Linked DNA regions of Mus musculus: regions 1 and 2 are each linked to region 3. A link is a contact called in ENCODE Hi-C or POLR2A ChIA-PET data. All regions are on one chromosome and are shown on one strand. The core of a region is the stretch at or near the end of the contact, and the rest is flanking DNA. Distances in the headings are between cores, read along the strand shown.

Region 1 (2,903 bases), core at 274-2,773, 59 kb after region 3:
GAAGAGCTACAATCAATTAACTATTGCAGAAGGAGGGAGAATTAGTCTTCCCCGGGGATGAGCCTCTTTTAGACCTGGGGAAGGAGGAGGGGTGGTAGGGATGGAAACAAACAATTCCTGAGTGTCTGATTAAAGCAAGCTGTATTTACAACTGGCCAGCTGGCTGTCTCTCCTAAAGTCAGGATTTCAGAGAGCAGCCCCTCACTGGCTTTTGAGGTTCCTTTTATGGAGAAAGGTTAGGGCTGATAGAAAACAGATGTCGCGATAATTGGCTGTTAGAAAGGAGGCAATAAAAATAAGTGCAAGAAAACATCACGTGGAAAGGGAGTCATCAAGGTATCTAGGAAGACATTTTCATAAGGCAAAAGGATAGTCGTATCACAGGTTCGGGAGTTTAGCAAGGCAAAGGGGTAGGCACACATGATGGAGTCACAAGTTCAGCACAGGTTGGAAAGCAAGGTTTGCAGGATGCATCAGGCTTAAGAAACAGAAACGGATTCTTGTAGGAGACTTAATAACAATGTGTAACAATGTGGCTCTTTAACATCAACCTGGCACCTGTTCTGGTTTACACCTCCTATTGGTGTTCCAGTACCAAGTGGTCAGCCCCATAAACATATACTCAAATGCAACCCCATAAACATATACTCAAATGCAACACTGAACAGACTCACAGGTGGTGTTTATCTATTTATTCCTTATATGTATATGTAACAACAATGGTTTAAAAAGAGTCCCAGGGGTTGGAGAGATGGCTCAGTGGTTAAGAGCACTGGCTGTTCTTCTGAAGGTCCTGAGTTCAAATCCCAGCAACCACATGGTGGCTTACAATCATCTGCAATAAGTTCTGATGCCCTCTTCTAACATGGAAGTGGACGTGCAGATAGAGCACTCATTTACATAAAAAGCACACATTTAAAAAAAAGAAGAAGAAAAGAAAAAAGAAACTCTTCCAAAAAAAGAGGTCCTGTGCCTGGCAGTGGTGGCGCACTCCTTTAATCCCAGCACTTGGGAGGTAGAGGCAGGTGAATTTCTGAGTTTGAGGACAGCCTGGTCTACAGAGTGAGTTCCAGGACAGCCAGGGCTACACAGAGAAACCCTGTCTGGAACCCCCCCCCCCAAAAAAAGAGGTCCTGTGAATGTGGGTGGGACATACATGGGAGGAGTAGGAGGAAATGGTGTAATTATATTTTAATTAAATCAAAATAAATAAATACTGCTCAGTGTAGTGTGCACGTCTTTAACCCTAACACTGAAGAGGCAGAAGTAGGTTGGAGCTCTGTGAGTTTGAGGACAGCTGGGTTTGCATACCAAGAGTCAGGCCAACCACTCAAAAATAGGATAAAACATAAAAATGAAATAATTTCCCTAAATAGGAAAGGTCCCGTGAGCTAAGGGGAAAGTCTGAAAAGCATTCGGCTGTGGAACTTTTACACAGCACCCACTTCTTTCAGGTTTGCATGAGGTAGGCTTTTCTTACAAGCATCCTGTTCCTTAAATAGCCAGGGTCCTTTCTAGTCACTAAACGTCACTGTAGAGTGGTATCTCAGGTCTGTCCCAGCCTTGCATACATCTTAGAGCCAAAGCTCAACTAACCCCTAGTCCTATTGCGTGGTCTCTTCCCCAAAACCATGACAGTTTCCCAGGTCCCGCCTAAACTCAGACCCGCCCACCTGCCACGCGGCAGGGCCGCTTCTTCTTCCTACCGCCAGGGGCAGCTCGCACCCACAGAGCCTTCTTACACCCGGATCCCCGCACTGAGTGGAGAGGGCAGCGGTGAGTTACAAAAACAGCCCACACTCTTCTCCAGCCCGCCCTCACCCTCTTTCACTGAGTACTCTGAACTCTTTTTCGTCCCTTTATTCCCTAGTCTCTCTTCCCGACAACTCGCGATCGATCCCCCTCTCCGCACCCCACCCCTACACGGGCTTCCTCTTTCCATTTCCTGGGCAAGTCCCGCTACTCCCCAGTTGCGGCCCCACCCCACCCCATCGTCGTCATCCACCCCATCCGGTCCCTCCTCCCCAATCCCAACGCCTCTCCTTGCTGTCCCTCTCCAAATCTCCGGGTTCCTCTTCCTCCACCGTCCGGCCTCACCCTCCCTGAGGATTTAGGGCCCGCGAAGAACTCCCTGATTCCTACCTCAGCAGTTCTTACTTAAGGAAGCTGGCTCAGGAGCTCACAAGAGGGAGGTCGGCGGTGGGTGCTGAGAGAACTTGTTTACAGATTCACTTGGGCTCCTGGCAGTCTTCTTAATTTAAGAATGTTCTTGGCGCCCGCAACCCTTACTTAGGGTAGCTACGCAGCTAGCCCCCGACTCCCCTCACCGCCTGTGGGGATTGGCCAAGTTTGAGGGTTTACTGTGAGTGTGCGTGTGGAGGAAAGTCCAGCTAGTCACTGTTAACTGTCTCCTCCAGGCCGTCTGGGCTGAGGCAGCTTTCCATGGACGGCTCTGAAGATGACCCGACCATATTCAGTGCCCGTTGTCTGCCCAGTGACCCCAGGCTCTGGGCCACTGTAACGAACTCATACCTAGGTACACGTGTGTATCATGACACCATCCATATAAACGGTGTGTACAATGGAGCTGTCGGGGACACTCACCGGGCCAGTCTGCCCAGCCCCCTCAATGTCCAGCTGGAGGCCCCTGCAGGGACAGAACAGCTGACAGAGACCTTTACCCTGGACACCAACACAGGTTAGCTGTCACCAACCCGTGCCAACCTATTGCTCCTCACTTGTCCATGAAGCTGGGAAAGGGGCCACAACCACCAATGTGTGCCTCAGGCCTGTAACCTTGGCACTGGTACTGGGAAGGTTGAGGCGGGAAGACGGAGAGTTGGAGCTCAGCCTCCAGTACACATCAAGATGCATCACAAAAATATGTAAACACATAGCCTTTA
Region 2 (2,976 bases), core at 296-2,795, 47 kb before region 3:
CACAAGATTCCCCAAGCTGCGCCTAATGTTTGCCTGTGGGTCTCTGCATGTTTGCATCTGCTGCTGGGTGAAGTCTCTCAGAGGACTGTTATGCTAGCTTGGTTCCTGTCTACAAGTACAGCAGAATATCACTAACAGTGTCAGGGATGGGATGGGTCTCACGGTGGGCGATTCATTGGTTGGCCATTCCCTCAATTTCTACTCCATCTTTATCCCTGCACATCTTGTAGGCAGGACAAATTTTGGGTTGAAAGTTTTGTGGGTGGGTTGGTGTCTCCATCCCTCCATTGGAAGTCTTGCCTGGTTATGGGAAGTGGCCATCTCAGGTTTGACATGCCCTGTTGCTAGTAGTCCTAGCTAGGGTCACCCTCATAGATTCCTGGGAGTTTCCCTTGTCCCTATTTGAACGTGTCTGGGAAAGCTGCCTTCTGCCAAATGAGCCCTGGAAACCTACTCAGTTTTGGGACCTGAGAGGTGCTGACTTACAGGAAAAGAGTAGAACCTGGGGGAGCATGCTGTTGGGAGAGGTGGCTCATCCTGGAGCTGCCCACCACCACCACCACCTTCTGCTCTTTCTCCCAGTTCTCTCTCCCTCAGCCCTCCTCACACTTCATCCCTCCTGTTCCCCTCCCCCTCCTCATCCCACCCAGTTCCCTCACCCTATCCACCTCCCATGTCTATTATATTCCCCTTTCTGAGTGAGATTCGTCCATCCTCCCTTGGGCCCTCCTTGTTGCCCAGTTTCTTTAGGTCTGTGGATTATAGTGTGGTTATCCTATACTTTATGGCTAATATCCACTTGTAAGTGAGTACATACCATGTGTGTCTTTCTGGGTCTGGGTTATCTCACTCAGGATGATATTTTCTAGTTCCATCCATTTGCCTACAAATTTCATGATGTCATTGTTTTTAATAGCTGGGTAGTATTCCATTGTATAAATGTACCACATTTTCTTTATCCATTCTTCTGTTGAGGGACTTCTAGGCTGTTTCCAGAAATGTTCTATGGCCTTAGTCACCAAGGAAATGCAAATCAAAATGACTCTGAGCATCCTCAGTGTTTTAACCACTGAATTATTTCCCCCTCCCTGACCCAGCCATTTAATCACTTTCCACCAGTCTTTGCAGTAGGCCCCACTGCCCCACCCCCTCCCCTCAGAACTGCCCCTCCCCTCAGTATCCCTCCTTCCCCAGACTTGCCCTTCCACTCCTCCCCACAGCATGCTCCCAACCTTGTCCATTCTTTTCCTTTAAATCAACACCCCTGAGGCCCAAAAACCAAGCAGGCTGCCAGGGCTCATCTGGCAAAAGGAAAGGTGTCTTTCCCAGAAGTGTTCAGATAGGTGGCTCCAGGAGTTGGGGCGGGGCCTTGGGTGGAGCAGGTCCAGGCTGACTAGAGAGCTTGTTGAGGCTGGCAGGGCGACTGCCTGTGGAAGTTGCACAGACCAGAGCTTCAGGGCAGGGCATGAGTTCCAGGACCGCCCCGCGGCTGATGACGCTCCAGAGACACTTAGGCTGGCCGCAGGTAAGGAGCTGTCTTGTGCCATACTTAAGGAGACAGAGACGGAAGAGTGTGTGGGAGCTTGGGAGCAAGGGTGTTGCTAGGAGTCAGAGGCACGGGAGAGCTGGGTTCTGGGACACTAAAGCCACCGATCAGCTGAAACTGAAGGTCTCATACAAGGGAGAGGGGTGGTGCCCAGGCAGGGGCAAAGGAGGGCACAGGTCAGCTTTGTTTAGCACTTGGCACCCCATCCTGCCGCTCAGCAGTTCAGCCTGCCTCGGGGCAGTGCGGCCCTTTGTTTGCTCTCCTCAGAACTAGATCGAAGACGCACTTGGGCCTCTACGGACTGGCTGATCACTCTCACTCTCTCTGCACAGGCTGGCAACATGGCTACCGAGAGCAGTCCCCTGACTACTCACGTTCTAGACACTGCCTCAGGGCTCCCTGCCCAAGGCCTCTGCCTCCGGCTGTCCCGCCTGGAGGCCCCCTGCCAGCAGTGGATGGAGCTGAGGACAAGGTAGGAGACAGTTTCTGGGCTGGGATCCATAAGTGCCAGCACCCAGCAGTACAGTGGCCTTCCCACCTGGGGAAGGAAGACCTTAGGCCATGGTACTGAGGTGGAGCAGTAAGGCCAGGATAACACTGAGCAGAGCTGAGTCTTTGTGGCCGCTGGGGGCTGGAAGGCAGGACGGATCATTGCCCTGTTGATCCCTGAACTTTGTTTTCCTCATCTGAGATAACAGGAATGGTGACAAAACAGCTTTTTCACCAGATGTGCATACCTGGGACAATGTCATGGAAGGTCTGAGACAGCTTTGTTGGGTCCTTCTTGCCTGTCAGACTCAGCCTAATGGGCCTGCTGGGAGGGGAACCACTTGCCTGTCAGACTCAACCCAAAAACATGCTTCGAGGAGGGGAGCCAACTAGAGTAGCCTGGTCAAAAATAAAGACATCAATCGCTTTGTGCCTGACTGACAGCCGAGCACTTATTTCTCCTCTCTATTCTTAATAGCTGTGAACTTGTAATTAATCTCCTTTATAGAGAGAGGCTGAGATAATAGGACTGAGGTAAAACCCAAGACTCCACTCCAGTCCAGTACTGGGCCTTTCAACCTCAGTGAGCCAGGCTCTGGCATGCCCCTGGTACATGCTTTGTTGGGGGCCTCTTTCAGGTTTAGCCAGCCAACGCTGGTGGGTCTGTGGCCTTGAAAGCAGGTTCTATTTAAGGGAGCCAGGCTCACACATCTCCTTCTGACCAGCCTGTGAGAACAGCGTGTGGCTTGCCCCCTTCTAGCTCAGTCCTTCACCAACCTGGAGAGGTTTTATCTTTTGCTTCTCTGCTTTATGATTTTCTAAATATGCAGCATGGTGATATCCTTAGGAACTGTCCCCCTGCCCCATCTGTGCTCCTTCTGTGAGACTGTGGGAGTCATCTGTAGATGCTGGCATGCGGATCAGAAAAGCTAGGGAGGGAG
Region 3 (3,153 bases), core at 195-2,694:
GTTGCTTTACTAAAAACCTCACTGAAAGGGTCACTCTGTTCTGGCAAGGACTCTTTACTGGGAGTTCCACCGAGCTACCTTAAAGATAGCCAATAGACGTCTGCTGACTTTTTTTTTTTTTTTTGAATATGCAGTGTGATGATTTCTCTCTAACTTAATATACTCACTTATTTCAAACTGAAAATATCCCTATTATTGATCACTCTCAGGACTCTATGAGACATGTTACTATTTTGCAGACAGTATGACTGTTGGTAAAAATTTTTAGTTTCACAACCTTTATGGGGGACAATTAAAACACAAGTAACAGCTGGATGTGGTGGCATGTGACTGTAGTCTCCGACGCTTGGAGGGAGGTGGAAGCAAGGTGGATCCGGAGTTCAAGGTCATCCTCCTTCACACAGCCAGCTGAAGGCCAGTTTGAACAAGAGACCAGTCTCAAAATAATACAAACCACGTAACCTTACCCAAGGCTGTCTACTGAGAATTTGTGGTCCAAATGGGGTGCAAACACGTTTATTTATCACGTTATTTGTAATAATTCAAGATTAGAAAGTATTCAATAAGGAAATGGTGATATAAATTATAAGACATCCATACAACGAACTTCTATAAAATATTTCAAAGACTGTGCTGCAATAGTTACATAGAAAAACACCTTTAAGGAGAAGGTAGTGATGGCCGGTCAGCAAAACCTTGTAGAAGGGCGCGCCTGCCGGGTCCTTACTCCCACAATTGCTTCCAGCTACCCGCCCCTAAAACGCCGCTGATAGCCTATCTGCGAGATCCCGTGTCTCCCCTGCCGTGGCTCACCTCCCGGACCCCACAGTCTGAGCGCGGCCAATGCCAGTCGACCGCTTAGCGCCATGATGCTCTGCAGGACGACGGCGCCTAGAGGGTCAAGCGCCATCCGAATCCCCGCCCCCGTGAGCCAAGCCCCGCCCTCTCGGCACTCTTACTCCCGCCCCCCCTCTGGCCAAGTGCCGCCCTCCGGCGCCTTCCCTCGGCCGAGCCCAGCCCAGCCCCCGCACGATAACCCGAAGTGTGGAAGGCTGTGTTTATGCCTGGTGCTGGCAGCTTCTCCCTCTGTGGGACTCTGACTTATTGGTTGGGAAGCCAAACCGGGAGATTTCATCGTTTTACGCCGCTCTCGACCTCCTTGAGTAGGCGGGTGATAACTAATGCTCTCTGAGCGATTTGCATCACACCTAGTCCTCGCCAAACGCCATCCGGTTTCAGAGGACCCAAGTCTGCAGGCTTGAGGCTACGTGACCAGTCAGTGGCTAGCTGTCCCCAGGCACCTCTACTCTTTAATGCCTCAAGGGCAGGGCCAGAAACCCGGGAGAAGTTTAGCGGAAGTCAAGAACGCGGTTACCTTGACGACCGCAACCCGTGAGGCTAGTGGGACGCTCCCAGCATGCCCCGCGCGCCCGCGGTGCCGGAAGTGAGCGAGCACTTCCGTGCGCCATCCCTGCCGGTTCTGACTGCTTAGTGCTTGTGTTGTTCCCAGCTCTCTGCAATCATGAAGGATGTGCCGGCCTTCTTACAGCAGAGTCAGAGCTCCGGGCCGGGCCAGGCTGCCGTTTGGCACCGTTTGGAAGAGCTGTACACGAAGAAGTGAGCTCCGAGGCTGGGGCGGGAGGGAGAGGACTGTGGGAGGGCCAGGGGCTCTGATCAGTCCGGAGGGTCAGGGATGTGGAGGAAAGGGGTCGAGATAGCCTTAGGAGCAGAGCTGTTAACAGGGTTCTGTATCTAGACTCCCTGCGTTCCAGCCTTACCAGCTTTGATAAGAACAATTACGAATTGCTGACTTTGATATAAGAATTTGCCTATGAAAAAACACCTCTTCCTCAGAACCTTTCCACATGACAATGTCCAGCAGTTAAAACTCTTAGTGATTTCAAGAGAAATTTTTCAGTGTTTAGTATGTACCTGCCTATATATGGTGTAACATTTTGTGTTTTTCAAAACACTTTTATCTCTATTATTAAATATTATCCTTTAGTCTTGGTATGAAGTATGCTATTTCGGTGTCCTAAAGGTTCATATATTGGCTTTTTTAAAGTATTGGCTTATTTCATCCTTCCTATTGACAGATAAGATTGAATATCAGTTTTCTATTCTGTGAGGTATTCAGCTAATAAGTAAGAGAGAATGGAGTTCAAAATATAGCTGTAGAATTCTAAAGTCACAACCAATGCCTTCAAGGCTGAAGGCATCCGTTTCTTCACATTAGGATGTGGGGCTGAGGGCTTTTTGTTTTGTAGGTTGTGGCATTGGAATTCCAGTTGACACTCAGAGTGGGAGTTGACGCTGTCTCAAAAAGTGTTCTCCAGTGTTACCTAAGAAAACTGAGTCTTGAAAGGATAAGTGACTAGGGGGTGCAAGCAAAGTCAGTCCAGAAATAGGCTTGAATTGGCTGGCGCTTGCTTTAACTCCTGGCTGTGCAGTGGGACCTGGGAAATACTTGGTGTTTGATGGGACCGTCAAGGCTGAAGGCATCCTTTTCTTCACATTAGGATGTGGGACTGAGGGCTTTTTGTTTTGTAGGTTGTGGCATCAGCTGACACTTGAGGTGCTTGATTTTGTGCAGGACCCATGCTTTGCCCAAGGAGATGGTCTCATTAAGGTAATGACTTACCAGACAGCTCAGACGATGTTGAATATAATTACAAACTATTATTATTCATTTTTATTTACTTTTAACGTGTGTGCGCCCAAGGATGCCAGAAGAGATCTCCTGGAACTGGAGTTGCAGGCAGTTGTAAGCCAACTGGTGTAGGTGCTAGGAACCCAGTTTGAGTCTTCAAAATGCTCTTAAACTATCACTGAGCCACGTCTCCAGACAATTTTTGCTTGCTTGGTTGGTTGGTTGGTTGGTTTGTTTGAGATTAGCTGTGGCTGTATAGCTCTGACTGGCCTGGAACTTGCTCTGTAGACCAGACCGGGATTGGATTCACAGTCCACCAGTGGTTAGCCTCCTCCAAGTGCTGTCATTAAATATATGCAGTGTCAGGCCCAACTCTGCTCATGGACATTTAAAGACAAGAGTGGGGGGAAGGGGCGGCATTATGGTGGTCACACTAAGCTGCATCTTTTAGCAATCACTTTGTGCCACGGACTGCTGTAAGCACTGGGCCCTCATGACAGCAC

Evidence for each region. Hi-C counts contacts between places; a loop is a spot of excess contacts on that map. ChIA-PET counts read pairs that join two places held with the same protein, here RNA polymerase II (POLR2A).
Region 1: POLR2A ChIA-PET joins it to region 3 with 23 read pairs in Patski. The contact joins the promoter of Pgghg here to the promoter of Psmd13 in region 3. POLR2A ChIA-PET finds 5 or more read pairs at or near these places in 2 of 5 experiments (Patski and embryonic stem cell).
Region 2: POLR2A ChIA-PET joins it to region 3 with 10 read pairs in embryonic stem cell. The contact joins the promoter of Urah here to the promoter of Psmd13 in region 3. A Hi-C loop is called at or near these places in 6 of 37 maps with a recorded cell type or tissue (ES-E14, heart, left cerebral cortex and 2 more). POLR2A ChIA-PET finds 5 or more read pairs at or near these places in 3 of 5 experiments (Patski and embryonic stem cell).

The regions. Positions count from the first base shown.
Region 1 is chr7:140,939,868-140,942,770 of GRCm38, forward strand. Pgghg (protein glucosylgalactosylhydroxylysine glucosidase) reads left to right here and starts at 1,524. Exons shown (of 14, transcript NM_145387.5): 1 at 1,524-1,776; 2 at 2,418-2,698. The coding sequence starts at 2,443.
Region 2 is chr7:140,833,734-140,836,709 of GRCm38, forward strand. Urah (urate (5-hydroxyiso-) hydrolase) reads left to right here and starts at 1,546. Exons shown (of 3, transcript NM_029821.3): 1 at 1,546-2,018. The coding sequence starts at 1,888.
Region 3 is chr7:140,880,950-140,884,102 of GRCm38, forward strand. It overlaps Psmd13 (proteasome (prosome, macropain) 26S subunit, non-ATPase, 13), which reads left to right and starts at 1,445. Exons shown (of 13, transcript NM_011875.4): 1 at 1,445-1,617; 2 at 2,551-2,629. The coding sequence starts at 1,523. It overlaps Sirt3 (sirtuin 3), which reads right to left and starts at 920. Exons shown (of 7, transcript NM_001127351.1): 1 at 814-920.